2 separate regions of the Mus musculus genome follow, and region 2 is linked to region 1. The links are chromatin loops, found by intact Hi-C in ENCODE. Cell type or tissue: left cerebral cortex. All regions are shown on one strand. Each heading gives the region's core, and the rest is flanking DNA. Links, peaks and the distances in the headings are about the cores only. Region 1 holds the start of Prss23 (protease, serine 23). Region 2 overlaps Me3 (malic enzyme 3, NADP(+)-dependent, mitochondrial).

Region 1 (12,783 bases), core at 2,878-10,877:
ATCTCCATGACCTGCATGAAGGGTTGGTTCACAGAAATGGATGTGTGGATAGTCTTAAGAGACTACTAAGACTATATAGCATTAGATATTTAAATAGTGAGGTCACCAGGCTGACTCAGTCCCCCAGGTGTGGACTTCTCCAGTGATTTAGGGAAACAGGCACCATAAGCTAGGAGGTGGCTCCACCAGCTGGTGCCCTGGTGCCCCAGTAAAGACCAGGCCGGGGGCGTCACCAGTCAACCCCTGGGAAGCTGCCAAGTCCGCGATCCCTTGCTGTGCTCTGGGACCCAGTATGCTAGCAGCTGAACTGCAGGGCCTGCAACCTCGGTAGCCTGCCTCTGGATTACAAACTGAGGTACACTCTAGAAGCGCTAGAGGAGGAACTAAGGTGGAAAGGAGCTCGGTCGTCACTATTCAAGGCGCACAGAATGCGCACGGGTGAGGAGCTTACAAGTTTGAATTCTGCTTTGCAAACTTGCCTAGCGGCGCTCCACGCACCCGGGGTGCTGGAGGACTGGAAGGTTGGAAGGGACCGCCCACTCTGGAGCATTGCTTTAGCAGACTCTGGGCAATGTAGACCCCTAGAACTTGGTGTGAAGTTGTCTAGAGCGGGAGAGTGCAAGAGTCACTGGTAGGAGCCGTTCATCGGACACGGTGCAGGGGCATCGAGTACGGGGACCCGCTGGTGGTGACGCGCTGCGGAGACCCACCTGCGCGGGGCCCGAGGGTTCTGGACCTCTGAATAGCAGGGTGACGCTGGCTGGAGGCAGGCGGCTAGGGGAAGGGGAGGCGACGGCCGGCGGGCTGCGCGGCTCGCGGCTGGGGGCGGGGCGGGAGGGCCCGGGAGGCGAAGGGGAGGGGATGGGGGGCGGACCGGGTGCTGCAGGCTCTGCTGGACCTCAGGCTCGCACTCGGCCACTCTGCGGAGCAGGCATGGGAGCCGCGCGCGTCCTCCGGGCGCCCACACCTGTCTGAGCGGCGCACGGCCGCGGCCCCGGCGGGCTGCTCCACGCGGGTGAGTGCGATGCGGGGACCCGGCGTCTCCCGCTGGGTCCGAAGGACCAGGCGTGTGCCGGAGCCGGACAAAGAGTCGGGTGCGCGCGGGGTGGGGTGGCTGCGGGTAACACCGGGGAGTTTGCCGTGGCTTCCGCACAGACTCTGGGCTTAGGACAAGAGCCTGAAAGAGCCTCCCTCCCCGGACACCGGCTCTGTACAGCGTTTGGATTCACTCAGTGTCTCTCTTAAAGTGGATGGGGAAAAGAAGGTTTTGAAAGCGCTGTCTTGGATGCAAGGTGTTGTCTAGGGGTCAAGTGGAGCTGTGTATGGCAAGGTGTCCCTGGAGAGGTCAAGGTAGGCTCTCCCCCACGAACACACACTGTAACCTCTACCATTTTCTTTCTTTGAGTTTTGCGCCTACTGTATCTGACTTCATCGTGCTCTGAGCATTAATTTTTAACCTGGCACGTGACTATGAACACACCTTAACAAGCAAGAAAAAGTCAGCAAACACAAGTTGGGATCAGGCTCTGTGCTGGGTGCCGACTTTGCTCTGAGTGCTAAATCTAGAAAATTATGCCTGGGCTATCAACAGTTGTTGGAAGCAAATATTTCTTCAGCATGTAGCCATTTATCACAAATTGCTAACTGAAAGAAAAGATTTGCCCTCCCCTAGAACTTTTAAGAGAGGAAGATGTGTTTAGATGGAGCAATACCACCCCCTCCTGAAATGGAGCCGATTCTCCCTCCCACCTCCCTCAGAGCATCCCTTGAGAAAAGCCTCTGATTAAAATCCTGTTTGTTTTATTGTCCATTGGGTGACATCCACGAGAATTTAGAAACAGCCCGTAGCCTGTGGAAAGTTCCAGATGATTCAGGATCTCGGTTAGTATAGAAATTGCTACTCCCAGGTCTTGTAAGTGAACTTGAGAGGTCCTAGCGAATGCCTTAAGGACAGATAGGTCAATACAAAATAGCCTTATCAGGCTCTGTGAGAAGAGTTTGATTTATAGTTGAAGTTAGGTTTTTCCAAAATCCCTATTGCAAATTAGTATCAGGATATTGTTAGACATTGTTTCGGGGGGGGAAAGTGTTTAAAAGAACTATTACCTGTCTTTCTAGGAGTCTCCTAGGAGTGAGGTACAGTAGTGCATGCCTGTGAATCCTAACACTTCGAAGGCTGGGGAAGGCCAGTGAACTTGAGGCTAGCCTGTGTTATTCAGTGAACATTTTTAAAGAGTCTCTTAGAACTGGATTGGGGACGGGATAAAGAGACCGAGGATTCTTTTGAAGGCACTACATTCATTTTTTTTCTGAGTGTGCCATAAATATATGAATAAATCTTCACTTGTATTTTCCATTATTATAAACAGGCAGTAGGCAGCTTGTCATGCTTTCTCTGACCTTGGAAGGAAGCAGTCTTCCAAGGTAATTAATATGGATTTCATTTCTGTCTCACTGATGACTATTCAGGTAGACAGTGGATGTAGGTATATTTTTCTGCCTGTGGCCTAAGTGCCAAAGTTCCCATTAGTGTGTCTGAGAACATTGTTGGCCCAGGTCTGCTGTGCTAATAGTCTCAGGTTCTCCTGAGCATCCCTCCCATGGATGTTTTAGGAGTTAATGCACCGGGCATTATTCATGCATAATTCCAAATAACTCCAGGGATTTCGTTTCTCATGGTCTCACCATTGACAGCACTCTGTAATTGCTCTGCTGCTAGGCTGTCTTGGGATTACTAGGATGGCTCATTTTGCCTAAAACCTGATAGAGAAGTTAAGCTCTGTGTGACCATGAGATTGTACTTGATTTGCTGGGCTTCTTAAGTCCCCTCCCGTTTCCTTACAAGACCATCATTCTTAAGCCATACTGTGACTGGGTCTGTCTTGCCTTAAGGGGTTATGTGATTCTGGAAAATGAGAGCAAGCTTGGCTTCAGTGTATTCACAGAGCTTTGTTCATTTGTAGGCATTTGCTTGGGGAATTAGCAAAGCCTCATTGTTCAGTGTCCCTGGCTACAGATTTCATGGAGGACCCTTTGTCGCTCTTCCAACTGGTGTCTAGCATGAGCACCACCTTCATGTACTTTCTTACATTTTATTGTGGTCACAGGAAACCGTACTTTGTAGAATAGACAATAGATGTCTGAAAAACTAGATGTTCTCTTGTAGCAATTGCTGGCTTCTAGGAGTTAAATCATTCATTCAAACATTGTCCCCCATAAGGAGAACTGAGTTGTTAGCAGTTTTGAAGACTGTCCTCTAGAGAATCACAAAAGTTATTCTCAGTACTCCAGTCCCTAGTCCCTAGTCCTCAGTCCCTAGGAAGGTTATTGTCATTGGCACATCTGATAATGTGCAAATTCCCTCTACCATAAAACTATTATTGGGCTTATGAAGTATGTTTGTAAAGTGTAAATATTTTGATGCACTAGATAACTAGACAGTGGCTAATATTTGCAACCTGGGCAGGGAGTGTGTAGTCTTCTTGTGAGTCAGATAGTCAAAGCTGGAAAAGAAATGCAGTTTCTCTATTACTAAGTATGATGAGAAAAATCGCTGTTTACCTTGCTTCTCCATTTTGCTTTGCTACTGGGTGAAGTAATTCATAAAAAACATTTAGTTGGAAAGCTTAGAAGATAGTTTATGTGCATGAGGAACCTGTATCCTGCAAAGGTTCATTCCTAGAAATGGAATGTGACAGAACTAACATTTTTTTTTCATCCAGATTTAGCTATAAGAAAGATAAGGTTTGGCAATCTTCATTCCTTTCAAAAGGTGTTGGCTTTCCAAACAGCTCTACAAGAACAAGATGATCCACTTTTAAATACTACAGGATTTAAAGTTAGGTAGCACATGCATCATGTTTCTAGCTGAGAGATTAAAATTGTGTATGTTACATCCCTGAATGTCTATGTATAAATCACTTTAAATAGGATGACAGAGCAAATTACTTTGGATGCTTATAACTTTAATAGCCAAGTGCCAGTTTAAGTCTACATGAGGACTTCACATTTAGTTTTATGTCTCAATTGCTCAGCAGATATTCCCAATCAATTTGGAAAAATGTTCTGCACTAATTTCTCGAAGTCTATGTCCCTTTCTATGTTTGGACTAAAGTTTTAACTTTCAGAGGCTCATAGAAACCTTAAGGAAAATGTAGAATGAAGATCGTCTTATCATGTCAATGAATGCAGTTCAACACCACTGCGTACTTCTAAGCCTTGTTTCTAGCTAAGAGAAACTAGTGCTTCCAAAGTACCCCCAAATTTGATCTTACACAGAGAAAGCTGTGTTTTTCCTTAAGTGGATAACAGTCTTTGCCATAGATGGCCAACTTCTCCCTGACTCTTGGCTACGTGATCAGAACTTAAGTTGTGAGCAATCTGAATTGCTAATAGCCTATCATTTAGTAGACTCTTTAAGCATTCTTTCATTTGTAAGTGATCTCTGAAGTTCTTGGCATGTAGTCATCTACCATGTTGCCAAGGAGTAAATTTGACCATCTATACTGAGAGGCTATCAGGACAAGAGCCAAGCTGACTGACTACCCAGTACCCACAATCCAAGGAAAGCTGGGTACCCGTCCATGCAGTACCGCTCACTGGACTGGTTTCTAAAGACGTTACTTCTCTTTTAAACACGGACTAAGGGGGGATGGCATGTTGGCACTTGTGAAATGGGGTGTACTTCGGAACGTTAGAAAGTATTCTTTAAATAAATAGGGATTTGCTGTATAGGCAAAGCATTTGGAAAGAGGGTTTAATTTTGCCTGAGAAGAGGATTAGTTCATTAAAGCGAAGTTCCTAGTTGGATTTTTAAAAATGTGTTTGCAGTGGTTTCAGAGTTTTCCTGACATTCGCTTTCCTGACACCCTTGTCACAAACTGTTTCATTTTTAAATAGATGAATAAAGCTATAGACAGTAGGACAAGTTTGGTACAGTTGATAACTCAGATTCTATCCAGTTATGCACTTGTTTCAGATTTGGAATTCATCGTTTCATGTTCTGATATTAGTATATCTTAGCACTCCAGTTTTTCTTGTCTACTAAAAGTATTATATGTGTCTTACGATAAGTGTAGCATGGTCCTCTCTTAGATCCTATGCTCACCCACACATATTTTAAAAAGAGGAACACTTGACAGCTTAGGCCTCTGGATTCTGTGTCTCCTTAAGATAAGATGAAATACAACTTGATGCATTGTGCATAACAGAATTAATGTTTTCCACATTAGTCAAGCAAAGAGAGGATGGTTATGTTGCAGTCTTCAAGGGAGACATCTGATTTCTTTAGTAGATCCCATTTGACAGGGATTCTGGTGTGAGTGGAGTGGCTAGTCAAAGTGGGAATTATTATAGAGCAAAGGCTGTTCACACCAAAGATGAGCTCAAGAGCTGGGTCCTCAGTATAGCTGGGTCCTGGTATAGTCAGGCTGAGACCACGTTCTACACATCTCCCAAAGTGTTATCATCACTACATGTCTTAACTCTCCATTGTAAGGTGGACTCTGTTAGCATCACCACACCTTCCCTGGTCGCTTTGAAGCATTAGTCCTGACATCATTGTACCCAGCAAGCACATACAAATACGCGTGTGCACACATCCATTTCCTCCGTGACTTCACAGGTGTAAGGATTCCACTCTCAAGTACCCAAGTACTCCCCAAATACCCAAGATCTTTTCTATTTACAAAGATGGAGAGAAGTAGAATTTTGAGGACTTAGGAAATACCGAGGAAATGAATTTTTTAAGGATCTCGTTCCTTCATTTCTCCATTTTTATTTTCCTTAGCAGAAGTAGAGTTCAAGGCAATGGGGCAAAAGAGATAGCAGAGGGGACAGAAAACACGTTTGAGTGTGTGGATATTAGGGATGTGGCTCGGCTTGCTCAGGTAAGTTAGGTAAGATCAGTAGAGTTTTCGACCTTATATAAAGCAAGCACAAGGCACTCAGAAGTTGCCAGTGTATCTGCACCTTGCAAGAGAAATGGAGTAAAAAGATAAAGAAATCACTGTTTCCTCTTGTGGATGCTTTGTTCCCTTAGCTGGACTCTTGAGAAATACCCCCCCCCCCCATTCTGCTCTGGGATGCCTGACTGTGAATGAATTACCCTACCCACTGAGTCAGCTGAACCAGAAGATTTGGAGCCAGCCGGAGCCCACTGATGCTTAAGCAATGATGAAAGCACTTCCAACCCTCTTTGTAATTGCTTTTCTCCAGAGATGATTGATCGGGGCTTTCAATACATCTTTCAGGATACAGTTTGTACTCTTGCATTTAGTACACACAGTGCTCTACAACGGGCTTGTTGCCTGCTGCCTCTACCATCTCTGTACACCCCTGCCGAGCTGAATGTAATTCCTGAGCTGACTCACACTCATGCCCACCCCCATGCTCTTGCATGCTGTTCCTTCTGAGTGTCTCCTTCTCTATCTCCTAGTGTATCTAATGCCTTTTCAACACCTCCCCTCAGTGGAACACCTCTCCTCCTTCTCTTACTTTCTGCATCTAACTTTGTACCCTTTGTCTGAGCCACCTCACCATCTATGCATATCTGTCCCTGGAAATCACCATGCAGCATCAAGAACTCTATTTCCTGAATTGCAATATTAATTTATTCTTCCAGCAACGTGAGCATCCATCCCATAACTCTTTCACATGTTAGCATAGGTCCAAGGTAAAGATATTAGACAAGCTGAAAACACAGATACAGACATCTGAATAACCAACAGCAATAATCATAAGGTTATTAGATACAGTGTTTAAAGCTTTATATCTTGAACATTGACCCTTTATTTTGCAGCATAATTCAAATATCTACAATTATTTACTTGTATGGAAGTGTGAAGATGGTTATTCAGGATCCAACAGCTGTTTCAGCCACACCCTAAAATATAAAATTTCAATGTATTTGGGGTGAAATGCACCCAAGTTGCTGAAGGTTGGATCAAAGGCAATGCCTAATTTATTTTTTTCCAAATTCAAAGCAAAAATCTGCAAAATTCTCATGTCATCTTCCAAGTGCATGCATGCATCATGTAGGAATGATAAGATTTCTAGTATGACTCCACCCCTCCCAGATGCCTTTGCGACCAGTAAAGTGTCTGCTTTAGATTTATTATCTAAGTGAGCATGTTGCCCAGAAAATTATGTAAGAACTTACTGTAATAGAATAAGATAACAAGGAAGGAAAGGGGCCAAGGGTGGGTGGGTAGCTAGACAGGAGAGGACAAGGTATATAGAATCAAGTTAAAAGAACATTCAAAAATCTCATAAAAATGAGAGCTGGCCATATGTTCACAGAATAGTGGTAAATTTTCTAGATGTGGCCCTGTAATGTCCCATGGTCTTTACTTCTTCATCATGAAGGGGGTGGGGAATAGCTTCATTTGGATTTGAGGTGTGGAAATGATCCTAAGGTCAAGCAAGTCCTTGCATGTAAGTGAGACCATTACCTGAGGGAGGCTCTCGCTTGGAACCTGAGGAATGTTCCCAGTCTTAGAAACATGACCAGCGTGCGGCTGTGCCCTGCCAGGCTGCAGTAAATGAACTGTATAGCTTTCATCCTCCTGACTTCTTGTCTTTGTTTCTACAGTAGCACTCAGCATGGCTGGAATCCCGGGGCTCTTCATCCTTCTTGTCCTGCTCTGTGTGTTCATGCAGGTGAGTCCCTACACCGTTCCGTGGAAACCCACATGGCCGGCTTATCGCCTCCCTGTAGTCTTGCCTCAGTCTACCCTCAACTTAGCTAAGGCAGACTTCGACGCCAAAGCGAAATTGGAGGTGTCCTCCTCATGTGGACCTCAGTGTCACAAGGGAACACCACTGCCCACCTACGAAGAGGCCAAGCAGTACCTTTCCTATGAAACCCTTTATGCCAATGGCAGCCGCACAGAGACTCGGGTGGGCATCTACATCCTCAGCAATGGTGAAGGCAGGGCACGAGGCAGAGACTCGGAGGCCACAGGGAGATCTCGCAGGAAGAGGCAGATTTATGGCTACGATGGCAGGTTTAGCATTTTTGGGAAGGACTTCCTGCTCAATTATCCTTTCTCAACATCGGTGAAGTTGTCTACTGGCTGCACTGGCACCCTGGTGGCAGAGAAGCACGTCCTCACTGCTGCCCACTGCATACACGATGGGAAAACCTATGTGAAAGGGACACAGAAACTCCGAGTGGGCTTCCTGAAGCCCAAGTATAAAGATGGTGCCGGAGGGGACAACAGCTCGAGCTCAGCCATGCCAGACAAGATGAAGTTTCAGTGGATCCGCGTGAAACGCACCCATGTGCCCAAGGGGTGGATCAAGGGCAATGCCAATGACATCGGCATGGATTATGACTACGCCCTGCTGGAACTCAAGAAACCCCACAAAAGACAGTTCATGAAGATTGGTGTGAGTCCTCCAGCGAAGCAGCTCCCAGGGGGCAGGATCCACTTCTCTGGTTATGACAATGACCGGCCCGGCAATTTGGTGTACCGCTTCTGTGATGTCAAAGATGAGACCTACGACCTTCTCTACCAGCAGTGTGACGCCCAGCCCGGGGCCAGTGGTTCAGGGGTCTATGTGAGGATGTGGAAGAGACCACAGCAGAAATGGGAAAGAAAAATTATCGGCATCTTTTCAGGGCACCAGTGGGTGGACATGAATGGCTCTCCACAGGATTTCAACGTGGCAGTTAGAATCACGCCTCTTAAATATGCCCAGATTTGCTATTGGATTAAAGGAAACTACCTAGATTGCAGGGAGGGGTGACATGCGTCTTCTTGCCAGCACCAATGGTCTTTTTGCACTCATTGTAGGAGAGGCTAGCTTTTTATCATTGACTCTTGTGGTGTGAGTCACATAGTATCTTTTACCTAGTATTCTTCAAATGGCAAAAATTATTGGCTATATTATTTTAAAACTGTTGTGTGCGTTATAGCATTTAAGCAGTCTGAAAGCATACTTTTGCATAGAGACTTTAAAGTATTCGGGTAATAGGGCCTATTTGACAAGGAAGTTAAACTTTCAGTTTTTGGAGAATTCTAATTTTTGTCTGATCCAAACTTGCTTCAGAGGTTTATATCAAATACGTGACACACAGGGAATATGAATTCTTATGTTTGTATATGTATATGTTTTCTTCTGAGAGTCATATATTGATATTTTTGTAATGTGTGGTTATTATGCTTCCAGATAATGATAGCAAAGTCTTCAATAGGCAATTTATAATGTTTTGGATTCAAACATTTACGTAGTAGTCCTTGAAGAGAACAATAATTTATTGGCTATATTGATACCCATATAAGACTGTATCTTACAGTGCACAGAATTCCCACGCTGCTTTTAGTTTTGAAAATAAAACTTTCCCTTGTAAAAACTGCTGTTCTGCTTTTGTGGGACGTCTGTATACAGTTCTGCAAAGCTTGCTATCACACCAGAGTGGGCAAGACCATTAATTCCAATCCTCCTCTTGGCAAGGTTTTATTCGCATGTCTGAAGCTAACAGTTTCTCGAAAGACAGTAAGTGGAGCCTAATTAGAACAGGCTGAAAAGCTTCCCAGCTAGCACTTGTGGCTACAATAAAAAACAATTCTTGGATTTTCTCCCCACAGTGAGGCACATCTCACAGTTTATCATTTGGATGAGTAATTTAAAATGAATTAAATTCCAGAGAACAATGGATGCACTGCTCCATAGATGTCACTGCAGAGTAACCACTTGTTTGAAGCCTAGCATAATCGCACAGCCTAATCCAGATTTATTCTGCTTAGTTTTTCAACGTTTCCAGAGAGCTTTACATTTGTTTAGTTGGTAAACTTTTCTCTCTCACTGCACTTATTCTATAGTTTAAAAAAAAAGTTTGAAAGTAGCTTTAGGAAAACCAGTATAGCTTTATTTTCCCGACTTCAAAGTGGCATCTCGTGCTGGAATGGTCTAGGCTATAGGAACATAAAACCAGACATAGCAGTCAGAAAAACAACTGGAGGTGGTGGGTGAGATGGCCCAGCAGGCAAGGATATTTGCTGCCAAGCCTGCCAGCCTGAGTGCAATTCGTGGGACCCAAATGTGGAAGAGGAGAACTGACTCCCACAGGTTGACCTCTGACCTCCACTGGCACACCAGTGCAATCCCATAAATACACAAATGTAATTTCAAAATCAGAGGGCTGGAGAATGGCTAAGTAGTGAAGAATGTTTGCTGAGGAAACATGTGGACTGAGATTCAATTCCTCCTGGAACATAAGATGAACAGACATGTAATCCCAGTACTATCAGGGACAAAGATAGGAGGACTGATGGTCCTTGCTGGCTTCTGGCCCAACTCCAAGTTCAGAGAGAGACTTTGCTACAGAGGAATAAGGCAGAGAATAATAAAGCAGAACACTGGATGTCCTCCTCTGGCAATACACACACACACACACACACACACCCAGACACACTACATAAAATAATTCAAACAATGGGGGAGAATACAAAAACTAACAAGAATCATACATTCTAGTAAATGTTATGTAAACAGAATCACAGCATTAGGGAGAAATTACTGACTTATTTTGTAGTTTCATCTTGTGACTCTTAGTCTAAATCTATCAGCGAGGAGACAAGCAACATGAGGTCGATGTTTGAGGGGTTGCATGCTGGGTAATTTTAGCTTACATTGTAGCTCTAAGAACATTCAAATATAACACTGTCAATTAAGCATTCTCCCAGTGGCTTGTGTTTCTTGAGCTTTATTTTTTTTAATTTTTATTATTAGATATTTTCTTTATTTACATTTCAAATGCTATCCCAAAAGTTCCCTATACCCTCCCCCCGCCCTGATCCCCTACCCACCCACTCCCACTTCTTGGTCCTGGCATTCCCCTGTACTGAGGCATATAAAGATTGCAAGACCAAGTGGCCTCTCTTCCCAATGATGGCCGACTAGGCCATCTTCTGATACATATTAGGCTAGAGACACAAGCTTGGGGGAGCGGGGTACTGGTTAGTTCATATTGTTGTTCCTCCTATAGGGTTACAAACCCCTTCAGCTCCTTGGGTACTTTCACTAGCTCCTCCATTGGGGGCCCTGTGTTCCATCCAATAGCTGACTGTGAGCATCTACTTCTGTGTTTGCCAGGCACTGGCATAGCCTCACAAGAGACAGCTATATCAGGGTCCGTTTCTTGAGCTTTATGAAGGATAATCCTGGTAAGGCCCTGGAGTCTGTGCCGCAGGCATTCCTCATATCATGTAAGTGCGTAAGGCATAGCAAAGGGACTCAGCAGGGCTGGGGGGAATCTGCTGAGTTCCAGTACATTGCTTTGCAATCAGGCAGAAATCTCATCCAACTTAAGGAAGAAGAGGCATGTCTATTACTATGTCTGGTCTGTGGGAGTTTTGTTTGCTTTTGCATATGTGTGCAAGAGGTACAGTGTGTATGTGGGGGGGTACTTTGAAAATAGACAATTCTTTTATGAATCTCCTTGAGTTTTAGATGTGGGCTTTTAAAAAATAAAGTTAGAGAGCGGTACAAGTCAAAATAATAGCAGTTCTTAACTTACTGGTCGATGCAGTGTACTAGAGAATAGTACCCATGTGCATGGAATGGTTAAAGAAAACAATGGACTATTTTAATATGTTCATCTTTTCATTAGTGACAAACAGTGGTATTCAAGTGTCATAGTAGGGCTAGGGAGATGGCTCAGTGTACAAAGTACTTTTTCTGCAAGTGTAAAGACTAGCGTTCAGATCCCCAGGACCCACAAAAGAGCTGGGAAGACTACAACCCCAGATATAGGAAAACGGAGACAGTAGATCCTTGGAGCAGACTAGCTAGGCTATCCAGAAGCAACAAGGTCCAGGTCCAGCAAAGATCTTATCTCAATAAATACAGTGTGCAACGTGGAGGAAAATACCTGACACTGATTTTTTTTTACCTACTTATGCACATGCACTGGCACATACACATGCACACACATGCACACACATGCACACACACATGCAAACACATGAACACATCATACACATACGCAACAAAAGAACATGTCACAGCAATTGAAAGAGTGACTTTCTGGTAGCAATGCAACGAATACTATACCTGTATTAGTTGTGAACACTGAAACAGTATATTTCTCCCAAGGCTAGTAGAACCATAGATCCTAAACCATGCCCCTTAAATTCATGTCATTCCAAGTTTTCTGCCAGAACTGAAAAGGGTATTGTCATCAACTGGGAGGGAGATACCTCTTAATGCCCCCCTCCTGTTTGCACACTAAAAGCTATAAAAACATCTTATAGGAAAGAGACCTGTGACTATTTTTAAATCTGCATGTCAGCAAATGTGTCTGGTCACAGAGCCTTTGCATTCACCCTTACCGCTTCCAACAATTTTGCCCTTGCAATATATTTTAGGTGTTGTTGTTGTACAAATCTCTTAGTCAATGAGACAGAGTGGAATATGTGAGGAGCTACACATTGGGCTGGGTATCTGTGCCTTTGGGGCTTACTTAGACCTTGTAAATAGGATTTGGAGATGTCCAGCACATAAAACGGAAGAATAAATCTAAAAGCCATTTGTCTGTGAGAATCAGAAGGTGGTGACAGAGTTTAGGACATACTTGCTAGCATGATTCCAAACTTTAGGAAGAAACCAGTGTAAAAAGCTGTAGAAATAACATTCAGAAGATACAAACTATGAACCATTATGTGTCAGAGCTGTGTATGAATTCCTGCCCTACCTGTTTGGGATGACAAAGAGGTTAGAATGTTGAGACCATACTCCTATTTCCCAGTTCTTTATGGATCTTATGCTACCTCCTCC
Region 2 (12,783 bases), core at 3,048-11,047, 150 kb before region 1:
AGCTGAAGGCACTGTAGTGTCCTCTTAAGAACACAGACCCTGGACTAAGAGTGTCTGTGTTCCATGTCTGTTATGTTCTCTAGCTGAGTGTTTCATTGAGTATCTCCGTGTTAACTTCATCACTTGCAAAGTGAGACCAATGTGTCTTCTTGTCAAGACTGAACATTGAAAATTGGGCCAAGGTGCTCTGGGATGTGGTTCTTACTAGTACTTTACTAAATATAGCTAACAAAGTGGAGAAACAGTGTACAGTCCAATAAAGGTAGGATGGAGCACTGGTGACGTCACGGCAAACCTCCTTATATTAGTGTTTAGATCACACCCCTTTTGACACAAACCTGTTTCTCTACCATCTGGTCAGGTTGCTCAGGACTGGGAACCTGCAAACCAAAGACCTGCTTTGCAAACTGCTTCCCCGTTCAGCTCTGTTGAGATGGAACAACGGAGGGAGACTGGAGGGAGAAGTGACTTGTTTCTTCTACTTCCTGAGTGGTTTCTGGGACAAAACCTGGGCAGGGTTCTTCACCTGCCCAGATACCTGTATCACCAGGTATCCCAGTATCACCAGCAGCAGATACATCCTGTGGAAGCATTTCAGGAGGGTGCACAATTTTCTCACTGCTTATAAATCCAGTTCCATCAGACTCTGCCCCAGAGATGCTTGCACCAGGCAGCTGGGCTCCCTTTTCAGAGGTCCAGGCCCCTTCTCTAGCTTTCTACATTTTAATAATTCTAAGTCTTACTAGAAATGGCAGCTGCTTCCTACACTTGCTACCTCATGAAACTTTAGAGCAGCGGTCATTGAGCTTTTCATCTGAAGGAGCAGAGAATAAATACTTCAGACTCTGTGGGACACATGCTATCATTGTTGCTCGTTTATCTGACAATGTTTATTGAGGTTACAAAAAAACCAAAACAAAACCCATAAAAGCATTCTTAACTCACTGGTCAAACAAAACAGACCATGAACTGGATTTGGTCTGCAGGTTACACTTTGTCAATCTCAGCTTGAAGTTTCCTTTTCTCTTTTATGTTACCGGGTTAAACAGCTTTTAAAATAATGTAAAATTTATCAAATAATTTAATATTGGCAGTGGCTCATGCCTTTAATCCTAGTACTTGTGAGGCAGAGGCAGGCTGATCTCTAAGTTTGAGGCCAGCCTGGTCTACAGAGTGAGTTCTAGGACATCCAAGGTTACACAGAGAAACTCTGTCCCAACAAAACAAAACAAAACAAAACAAAAAAAGTTAAACAATTTAAATAATTAAACACATATTTAATAAGTCATCATATGATTTTCATCACTGCTATTCAAATGGTGATGTGGTGGCTTCTGTCTCTTTCCTAGTCCCTGATAGATGTTATGGAGAATGGAAGGACAATAAGGAACTAAGTGGGCAGAGGGTTGCTTCAGGACTCAAAGGGAGGTGGGAGAAGGATGCTCCAGAGAAGGACAAAGATATATAAACATCACTAGCAAAATGGAGTGAGGGTCACTGTACACCTATCACATCAGAGACGGTAGAACTAGAGAGCCCATGGAAGACCTTGGAGGCCCTGTTGGGGATTGAGCTTCCCACTTTTCAAGACAGATGGAGCGCAGGCTTATGCCTGGGTTTTGAAAATATCTTCATGGGTAAAATTCAGTGTGGCATGGACTGAGTGGGCTGATGTTTATAAAATGGCTTACAAAAACCCAACACATTCTCAGCAAATCTCAGTTCCCCACTTGTATTCCCTCTGAGTAACTGTGGCTCTGAGGACTGTGCAACCAGATCTGCTCAGCTTTGGTGGGGTTCAAGGTTAGAAGGACGCCTTCTTCAAACAGTGAACAATCTCTCTGCCAGTATGCAAATCAATATTAAGCATAATTCTTTTGTTCTTGCGATGCCCAACCACAAATATAATTTTTCAATCAGACTCAGAGTGAAATGACCAAGGTTCTGAGAATTATGTTCATGGCCACTTGGCAAACATGTCCTTGGCAGCTTTTCTGCTGACTCGTGAAGGATTTAGTATCAACCCCAAAATCACAGCCCTTAGGACTCAGCCAATGTCCTAAAGTCTCCTCTGTCAGGCAGATTGAGTGCTTAGCAGAAGCTTGGATACCTGGAACAAAGAAATAGCTCACTAGCTGAACCTGTCCAGAGGGCTACAGACTCAGCAAGCTTTCGTAGTGGCCTCAGTTGCATTGCACCAAAGCATAGTCTTAGTTTTAGAGGGGGAGAATGTAGTTTCTGGAATGACAAAAAAAAAAAAAAAAAAAAAAAAAAAGGAAATACCATTTTCTCAGGAATATTTGTTCCCAGTGACCATTTGCTAAACCCTGTGCTGTGTAGTCTGGGGGATAGTGAAGAAGTCTAATTTATACCCTCTTTCCTGGAGTATACAGTTTAACAGGGAAGATGACAGAAATTTTTGGGTGCAAGAATCTCACTCTGAAAAAGGTTAGAATCTAGTAGGAGAGTTGAGATGTAAGTACACAAAGAATTTCCATGCTAGTATATAAGAATGGCCACCTTTTGGCTCCCACAACCATCACCATGGGCAGTAGGTGTGACCAGCTGCTCTCCAGCCTTACTCCTGTCTACTTCTGTCTACTTACTCCAGCCTACTCCTGTCACCAGCACCCTTCCCATATTGTAGAGAAACCTCTTCTGGGATCTGCTCCTGAGGCAGCAGATGTTTAAGTAGACTCAGGCCCACAAACTAAGATACACTGTCCTAAGCAGTGGTTCTTAATTCTTCAATTCTGGTTATGCATTTGAACTACGTGGCAAGCTTGAGTTCTGAGACCCAGGCCATAGTCAGACCAACAATCAGAATCTCTAGAGTGAGCACTGAAATTAGTATTTAAAAAAAAATCCTGGTGATAATTTTAAAGAGATCATCCGAGCTACGTTTAGGTGGAGAGCCAGTGTTTTAAAGTGAGTCCACCCTGATCTTGCAGAGTATTTGATAAGGCACTATCTCTCCCCATCTTTCAATAAGGAAGAGTATTAAATTTGGCAACCCCCCTATTCTGGTCAGCTGAGCATGAAGACTACACATGTGTGCTATCATTAGAATTACAGGTGCGTGCTACCATCAGGATCACAGGTGTGTGCTGAACACACAACACACACATCAGAACAACAGGTGTTTGGTACCAATAGGATTAAAGCTACCATGCTAGGTTCAGGGCCTGTGTGCAGTCTTTCTTGGAAGCTCTTCATGTTTCTGTGCTCCATCATCTGTCCAGGAACAACATTCTAGTTTAGGAACTGGTTGAAGCAATAAAGTCAGGAAATGGATATGCAGACTTGCTCCGACCCTTCCGATGTATGGGACGTGACTGAATTCTGCAGCCTCTATGCCTTAGTTTCATTCTCCTACTATCAGGGGAGAATAAACTGACACAGAAAGAAGTGTCTAGATCTTGTTTTCTTTTCAGTTGGCAAGCGGGGGATGAGAAGGCCAAAGACGATGGTGTCGATTGTGGTTTCTGTCTGATGATCGAGTGAGCCTCACTAATGATTTGTCTTTGTAGAAAGAAAAGCCAGCCTGGAAACTGGAGCCCTACTCTCTTTCTCACCAGGTCATGAGAATGTCTAGTGTCCCAAGTTCATTGAACTTGTATTCCTTTGCAATTACGCTGTGAGCAGCTGGGTTATTTATTCCCAGAGGCATGGCAGTGTCTGTAGGGCTCCAAAACACATTTCAAGAGAACGAGGCCAGACTTGGACTAATTTGTTTTCTTAAAGAAGCTTTTCAAAAAAAAAAATTAAAAACACTGAAGCAGCCTTTTCAGGTCAAGAAAGGAGGCTGACTAAATATCAAGTTTTAGACCAGACCCTCTCATTTTTTCATATGGGTAGATTCCTATTACTTTGAACTTATCCTGGCTACATCTTTCATCATTTGAGGCATAGGAATGTATAAAGATAACCACTTAAGGCTTTACTCGATGATAGAAAAATACCAGCCATCTTAGTTAGGGTTTTGGTCTTTCCTTTCCCTTTCTTTTCTTTTCTTTTCTTTTCTTTTCTTTTCTTTTCTTTTCTTTTCTTTTCTTTTCTTTTCTTTTCTTTTCTGTGACAGAATGCTGGCCAAAAGCAATTTGGGGAAGAAAGGGTCTATTTAGCTTACATGTTCCAACCATAGCCCTTTATGAAGGGAAGTCAGGGCAGGAGCTGAAGCAGAGGCTATGGAGGAACACCATTTACCAGCTTGCTAAACTTGCTTTCTTATATCACCCAAGACCCCTGCCTAGGGGTCATACTGCTCACAGTGAGCTGAGCCATTTCATGTCAATCACTAATCAAGAAAATGCCCCATTCCTTTATTTATAGGCTGAAACTTTTTTTTCAAGACCTACTTTTAATGATGGTTCTTAAAATGCTTTAACTTCCCTTTTAGTCCACCAACCACCAGAGGTAGTGGAAAAGAATGAATACAGGGGGCAGGAGATGGGGAATAGACATGTTTAGAAAGGTTCTTTGGAGCAAGTCCTGTCTGTATTATCTGGAAATCTGCAGTTTAGTTCACAGCAGCAGCAGCTTACTCAACCCACTTGCAAATACTTCACACACACACACCAGCAGTCCAGTTTGGTAGAGTCAGGATAGCAGCAGTGGTGGCACTACCTACAGGGACAGTTAGGCCTCAGTCTTGGCACAAGTCAGCAAGAGGGACCAGGAGGGACACCAGGAGAAGTTCTCAGCTGTGCCTCTCTCAGGGAATCAAAGATCAATGAAGACATGAGACCAACAAGGGTTGCACAGCTAGCTCTATAAGCAAGTCTAGCTCAGACTCTGCACTGTACCTCAAGTCCTTCTTATATGCCCCTCAGACATCATGTGTCTTCTACAGGTCTTGCCTCAGAACATGGCTAGTCTTAGCACATGCATCTGTCTCAGCTGACATCACTCTGCTTATCAGCCCAAGTCTATAGAAGTGGCAAGAAACTGCAGCACAAGTTTTTTGGTGTGTTTTTCTCTATGGAGTTCTGAAAAATGCACCTCAAATACACAATGTAAGGCAGGCCAACACATATGTGTTGTTAGCAAAGAATCCTTCATCGCATGTCCTTTCACATGCTTGCTTTAGCAGAACATTCTTTATTCTGTGTCTGCTTCATCAAAATGTTCCTTCACGAGTCTGCCTTAGCCTTTCACCTGTGTTCATCTCAGGAAAACACTCCTTCATGTGTTTGCCCCAGCAAAACACCATCCAACACAACTGTCTCTCCAAAGAACCCTTAAGCTTCCGCTTCAATAGGCCAATGCAATGGAGCCAATTCCTCCATTAAGAATCCCTCATTCCAGCTAAGTCTGGGTTTGTGTCAAGCTGACAGAAGTCAGTCAGTACCCTAGCCTTCTAACATAAGTACAGATAGTACTATCTTAGTTATCTTCCAAACCTTCATGTTCCAAAGCTGGCTTCCAGGGCTCACGAGTGGCCTTAAAAACACAGGCCGGGGATCTTCAAGGTCATGATGGCAGCAGTCACTCTGACCCAAGGAGCCAGTCTCAGAGTTTACTCAGCTGTCCAGGCTTCACCACCTACCCAGTCCCTCCAGCTGTCTCCTAACAAGTTTTGCTGGGTGAAAAGTCACGACTCATGTTGGATGTGAATAGCAATGTGGGTTCTAACTGCTAAGTTTTAATTCTGCTAAGCCAGAACCATGACACTGGGGTAGTCTAAAGCATTTAAGAAAGAACTGAGCCGGACAGGCTAAGTATGAAATGCTTAGCACTCTAGAGCCAGAGGAACCCCAGGGGATCTGATGATGCGGGATTGTCACCCACACTGAAGAATGACATTCTATGAGGAGGCATTCACAGTCTTTATGTGCTTTATGGTAGTGTCTGGCCACGCCCACTAGTGTGCCAGCAAAAGGCTTGAGCCTCCTCTATTCCCACTAAAGGGGAAAGAGCAAGTGGTGGGCACATCGGATAGGAAATCAGGGCAGCTTGAATGATACCACATTGATTGGAGTGCTTTGGAAAGACAGCACTTTGAAGGCTGGACCACCTACCAATGAAATGCACAGTGGCCTGTGAGGGACAGCTCTGTGGCCTTTGTTTTATATTACTCTCTTCTTTCCCATAACATCATAATACATCTTGCTGCTTCAATGGCAGATCACTGGTAATGTCTTCTTAGACCTTTTTGTCTTCTGAGGACAGAACTTTGTTTCTTTTTGTGTGGTGGTGATCAAACTCAGGGCTTCCATGTGCTATAGTCCTACCTCAGAGAGAATCAATCTCTCTCTCTCTCTCTCTCTCTCTCTCTCTCTTTCTCTCTCAGTATGCTCATGGGTATGTTTGTGTATTTTTCTGTCCATGTCTGTGTACACATACATGAGTGTGGGTGTGGGTATGTGTGTGTACTTTTGTGTGGAGACCAGAGGTAGATGGTATGCATCTTCCATTATCAGCCTTCCCTTCTCTGTGAACCTGGAGCTCATTGATTTAGGTAGACTGGCTGGCCAGTGAGCTCCAGGAACCTACCTCCCCCTAGCAGTGGTTATTGACATAAGCCACTGCACGTAGCTTTTTTTTTTTTAATGCACTATTTTGGTGCACTGAATATAATTCTCTCAAAGCAGCACAATTTTAGGCAAAAACCAAGCCTCCTGCAGTGTTCACTTCAGACAAGTTTTAAATGCCAAGAGACACCAACAGGATGAAGTACATTTCTAGAATCAGCCTGCGGCCCAGAGGAAACACACTCCTTGGCATCATCTTTGAATACCCACCTCCAGCATTTCTCCTCAGAAACTTCTGCTTCATGTATAACCATGTTAACAGGCATGAGTCCCACTGCAGATTGAAACTAGGCTATTCAAAGGCTTTTGAAAGTCTTGTTTCTTAGAGTCACATACGTCACAGTCAATGGGAAACCATGCACATATGAAAACAAGCTGAGATGTTAGTCAGAGATGCTCAAGGCATGCTGATAGGGGCCACCCAGGACCTGGGGAAGAGTGAACCAGAGCCTGTAGGGGGCTGGAAGTTGCTGTGGAAATTTCATTTCCAGTGCAGGCAGCAGGCAGGGTGGAAAGGCATGAACAGGACAGAAAGGCATGGGTGAAGGACTGACCCAGTCAGCAGGGGACCCCAGGCTCTGATGCTTGAGGTTCTGGACAATCAGAGGTAGCGAACAGCGGGTTTTGTAGGACGATGTAATATGTTACATTGAAGGGTTGGGTTGAAGACAATCTTTTAAAAGGCAGCTTGAATACTGTGGTTCTGCTGCTTGATTTTTGGAGAACAAGCAATCTGCTAAAGGTCATGACAGAACTTAGGTTTGAACACAGCGATTGCCAGCTCTAAAGTCCAGACTTTCAACCCTTCTGCTCACCTGCATTCGTCTCCCCTCACGTTAATATCTTGGTGGCGCGTAGCTCATTAAGAGGGACCAACAACTTAGGGATCCAGTTGAAGGCTTTCTTGTGCTAATGCTGTCCCACTTCCAAAGGGCCTTTAAACTGTGAATAGTGTAACAAGGTGAACAACCAGAGTCACACTCACAACACTGCAGCCCTAGACCATGAGGAGGGTTAATTCCCTAATTCAGTCGTAAATCCAAATCTTGGTAAACATTTAAAAAACTTTAGCACCTTGCTCAGCCCACCAAATCAAAAGTGTCTTGTCTTCAGATAGTGGTGCTCAGCCTTCCTAATGATATGACCCTTTAATAGAGTTCCTCATGCTGTGTGAGCCCCAACCATGACATTATTTACGCTGCTACTTCATAACTGTGACTTTGCTACTGTTATGAATCGCAGTGTAAATCTCTGTGTTTTCCAGTGGTTTTAGGAAACTTCTGTGAAAGGGTTGTTTGATCCTCAAAGGAGTCGTGATACACAGGTGGAGGGCCACTCTTTTTAGTTTCTCTGTTAATTCTGGACCTCATGGCAAAATACAGTCTGGGAGAGCTTTTGTGATAATCTATACTACCATTAATAATGGAAACTGTACTCCCCACTGTGTGCCAGTGTTCTGTGAGGCAGCAAGGGACTATTTCATCATCTCTTTATTACAGAACATGGGAGATGAAGAATGGAGGTTCAGAGAGGTTAGGTATCTTGTCCATAGCAACAGTGACTGCTCTCCCTGCTCAGTCACACTACTGACTCAGAAGCCACGGTCTGATGGGCTGAGTAGCGCGAAAAGCAATGTGTTTAGGAGATATTGGGAGAAAAGGCACCTGTGCTCTCATGGGACAACATCACCACTTCAATCTCACAAGCTGCTAGGAAAGTAATAGGAAACTAGCTAAGGCCTGAAGTAAGTGGAGGAGCTAAGAGGTCAGCTGGACTGCTGTGTGGAGCTGAGTAGTGCAGTCTTTGCTGAGTAGTGCTGCAGCTTGCTTCCCTAGGCTTGTATCTGCCTAGTCCTCATGAGCTAGGCATAACAGGCAGATCTATTGAAAGGGTTTCCTGAAGAGCAAGAGGACTTGAGACTTAGCCCCTAGGGATCTACTTCTCCTTCTGTACTTCAGCCAGTCTCCACATTTACAAATAACAAGTTTCCATAGGCTCCATCGCTAAGGTTGAGGCTCCTTTTAACACCATAAGTATCAATTCTCTAGTCACATACTGGAAAGCTGGCCATGTGACAAGCTCCCACTCACCTGGATGAGGGTCTTGAAGTAGTCATAGAACTGCCCCTGGGCCTTGGGTAGTGAAAGGTGACAAGCGGTAGTAAGGAGTGAGGCATCCCCCAGGGTAACCTTTGGGTAAACCTCATGGATACTGCTTCTCCACAAAAGTGCAAACCTCGGGTCATGGCTGGATTGACAGGAAACGTGTGGGGAGGGAGAGTTTTCAGAATTCCTTCCCCTCAACCCTCCCATTCATGAGTCAGCCACCACAGCTGAGGCCACATTTTGTCACTCTCCTCTGGCACACCCCATAGCTCCAGATCCCAGAGACTCAGTCAGGATGCCGAGGGTTCCCACAGGAAGACGCTGTGTGTATCTGGTATGTGTTTTGGTGTTGACCACTAAGTCACCACCAACATGGCTGAGCATTTGGTTTCTTAGTTTCTGGCCACAGAAACTTCCCCCCAAAAAGTTTAAAGCAGTTTATCATCTCCATTCTACTTACTGTGTCACAGAGGGATGGTACTAATGGAACACCACAGCATCGGGTAGACATTTAATTACTTCCTGTATGTCACATATTGATCTGAGAGATTGGAGAGGAGGAGTCGGTTCATTTAATCCTTCTAAGGACTCTAGCATTGATCTTGTTTTGTAGGCTGGGAAACTGAGCATAGCATGCTTAAAGAAACTTCCCCAGCAAATCCAGAATTCGAATCTACAGTAAGCCGACAGTAAGGCTTGTTGTAGGAATTCTGGCTAATAACATCTTCTATCATTTAATTAAAACACTAGAAGGTAACAGCATGGCGAAGGAATGTAATAAGAGAAGTGAGAAGGTACAGACAGGCTGCTGAGGATGTTGAGATTTTGGGCGTGGTAGTAATGGAGAAGGAGTCTACAGAGGTCTAAGCTGCAGGTCAGGATTATTCCTAAACCCAAGTGAATGTTCTTCCCAGGCCAGGGGAGAAATAGGACAGTGCTCAGGGGACCTAGGGGAAGAGAATTTGTCTGTCTGATGCAATCACAAGGGTTTCATAAATCAGCAGTGTTTACCAGGGGCTGTAGGGCTTTCTAGGCACCAATGAAGATGAGGTGTAGTTCGCTGGATCCTTTTGGGGGAAGGAGATTAAGCAAAAGCAAAAAGGTATAGAACCAGCAATAAGGGGTTGTGCTTTCTTCAGTTACAGGCAAAAGGAAACAATGAGAGAGCCAGGGTGGAGAAATCTGATTAAAGAAGACTTGTGACAGCCTAGGTTTTATTTATAAAGCGAGCAGTATCTGTGACTCTTCCAAAGAGCACAACATTTAACAGAGCAAAGCTTTTGGAAGCTGTTTTCAGGGTAGGGCATGAGGGCTGCCTGATGTAGGAGTAGAGAAGCAAGTGGCAGGGCAGTGAGTGGGTTTGGACTGACAGGCAGCTCCCAGACACACGGACTGCAATAGATGTACTCTGGGGAGGCAGATTTGACAGGCTGTTGGGATAGAGACCATGTGGGTGGAAAATACAGGAGTCACGAGCAAGGCGCCCATCCTCTTGTACTTGTGGATAGTCAGGAAGGAGGCAGATTGTACTTTTAGACAGTATAGAACTTTGGAGTTGTAACAGATCCCAGTGATGGCCGAATAATGTGGGCTTCACACAGGCTGCTGGGTCCCAGTGGAATGGCCTGAGGCTATTAAACGGAAAAGACCTATGACATTATGAGGATATTGATGTTGCATTATTTACTCTAGAAAGCCCCATGCAGCTTTCTAGCATGTGGTTATGAGTGGTATTTTTTAGAAGCGTGAGTGCTCTGATATGAATCCTTGCTGAACAGTCTCACTTGAACAACTTTCTGAATCTCTCCGTGCCTTAATTTTAAGATGGGGATAATAATGGCACTTAATTTCCAAAGTTATTAAGAGATGTGCAATGTTAGCACAGGCACAAAGCTTAGGATAGTAATTGGTACACAGAAAACTATACAGTGTTAGTTGATGTTGAGGTTGTCAATGCATTCGATACTTCTACTTTTCAAGCCAAGCTCTCATTTCCTATCTGATCAAGTTACCAGGGCAATACCATGAAGCTGCTTGTCCACCATCTAGGCTGGGACATCTGGGCTTTATACAGCTTAGTCATTAGCCTCCATTTGATGGTATTGCTGAGAAGAGAGCAGGCCACTGAACCTCTGATGCTCACTGCCTTTGAAGTGTAGTCAGGAGGGAAGGAAGAGAATATCTTTCTCTGTTACTCTTGGCATAGTCTGTGAGCTCAGTCCCTACATACTGCTCCCCATTCACACTCTGTCTCTCATATCAATAGCTGTCTTGGGCATGAAGAATGGAAAGAAGAGAGAAAAGGAGGAAGAAAAAGAGTAGAATAAAGAGACAGGAAATATGACAGAGCTGTGTGTTTCTACCTGCCCACGCAGAATGGAGGCTCTTATTCAAACCTTTTTCAGCTGAGACCTGGGATTATGGAGGCAAAGCCCATTGTTCACACCTTCCTGTCCTGCCTATTAGCCTGAGCAGTTCCCAGCCCCTAGGCTGTGTGCTAATATCCTGAGAGCAGGGACTATGTCAACTAATGGACAGATGCCACTGGGGACCACATCTTAAACCTGTGGTCCCTCTGTCTGATTAGTACACAAACCATAGGGCGATCTGTCTTACTTGGTGCTCTGCTTGCCTGCCCCACAACAAAGTTGTGGGCTTTGGTTTAAAATAAACTTACTGTGCCTTCTTAAAAAAAAAACTGACAAGCAAAGGATGTCTGGTAGTATTTTAGTCCTGTGCCCTGGGCATTGTCTACAGCACACAAAGTCTGCAGTTAGAGAGGATCGCATTCCCACGCTGGGAAATGGTCCTGGGTTTTTGTTTGCTTCTTCTATTTTGTTTCTTATTCTGAAGAGAGAAGAAAAAAAATAAAGATAGCAACTGGTTTGTCTATTGTCTTCTTGTTGGGGAACCTCTCCCAGGTTCCTTTGAACATAATACTCCTAGCTTACTATTGTAGAACAAGCTTAAACTATGGTTGTTGATAAGGAACAACAAAAGTTCATTTAGACAGAATTCTCCATTTGTTTTTACTTGCACCGTGAGACAAAAACTATCAAATCCCCAGGAACCTCAAATGACCATTTATGAGGGGTGAGATAATATTGACAGCTCTGGATGCCACTATGCACTGTTAAAAAAATTAGGAACTTCCCATGGAGTTTGGAGCTTTGTAGGTCACTTTCACATGGCAGGAAAACTGTGAGCCCATGGTGACAGGCCCTACACGCCACTTCTTTCCTCCAGCCTTATTCCTCTGCCCTCTCCTCATTAATACAATGAAGACAACTATTGCCATGCTGAGAGATGTTTAAGGCTGGATATCTGTGGCCCTCTAATTCATGTGCTGCAGCCAGACTCCTGATGTGACAGCATCTGGAAACAGGGATATAAAATAATGAGGCCACGATGAAGTCATGAAGGGAGGCTCTGCTATGGGATTTGTATCCTTGTGGCCTTGATGGCCTTGTGAGGACACAGTAAGAGGGATCTAGGAAAGAGGTTCTCACACTCAGCCACGAGGATACCTGATCTCCCATACCAGTCTCCAGTATAGACGTGTCTATTGCATTAAGCCACCATGGCTTTGTCTGGTATTCTATCACAGTAGCCCGGGTTGAGATAAAAAGTGTACAGACCACAGAGAACCTGTGTCATTTGCCAAAACAAGTGAGTGATGCTACACTCACCTCAGAAATAAGGACTTGTTTATAGAAGTTGAGGGATGATCACAGTCTGGTTAAATGGCAGAGCTAGGACTGGAATTCTGGTCTTTGGCTTTGTCATCTCTCTCCCTGGAAAACCTCTGGGTCTGTCCTGCTTAAAATGGTCTTGTGTTTTGGGAATGATGAACACATGCTGTCAGACATGGCTGCCGAAGACCAGTTTGTAATCTTGTGAGGATTAAGAAAGGAATTGGGGCCCCCGTGGAATCTCAAGCATCCGAGGGTGGGAAGAATAGATTCAGTGTCATGGATGGGGCAGGGTTAAAGGTGCCTGGTCTGAAACTTACAGGTTAAATTCTCTTTAACGCCTAGGGACATGAATTACTTCTCTGTGCCTCAGGGGAGTTTTTAACCTGTAGAGTGGGAGTAATTATTGTATATTCCCCTGGTGGATTTTATAAACTATAAAATAAGACAACA

What was found. Peaks named below come from ENCODE experiments on the same cell type or tissue, not always from the same donor. Only the 100,000 strongest peaks of a DNase experiment are listed, where the experiment ranks them.
Region 2: it touches region 1 in a loop (2.6-fold over the local background); 2 of 42 quality-filtered maps call a loop at or near these places.

The regions. Positions count from the first base shown.
Region 1 is chr7:89,505,679-89,518,461 of GRCm38, reverse strand. It overlaps Prss23 (protease, serine 23), which reads left to right and starts at 876. Exons shown (of 2, transcript NM_029614.4): 1 at 876-1,015; 2 at 7,592-10,679. The coding sequence starts at 7,603. The coding sequence ends at 8,751. In left cerebral cortex, for the core only: no CTCF peak of the experiment used is centred there; DNase peaks (open chromatin) are centred at 6,373 and 9,519.
Region 2 is chr7:89,660,499-89,673,281 of GRCm38, reverse strand. All of the region lies in intron 1 of Me3 (malic enzyme 3, NADP(+)-dependent, mitochondrial), which reads right to left. Among named protein-coding and RNA genes, the nearest start is that of Me3, 34 kb to the right of the region's middle. In left cerebral cortex, for the core only: a CTCF peak has its summit at 6,668; DNase peaks (open chromatin) are centred at 6,733 and 10,029; H3K27ac peaks cover 964 bases.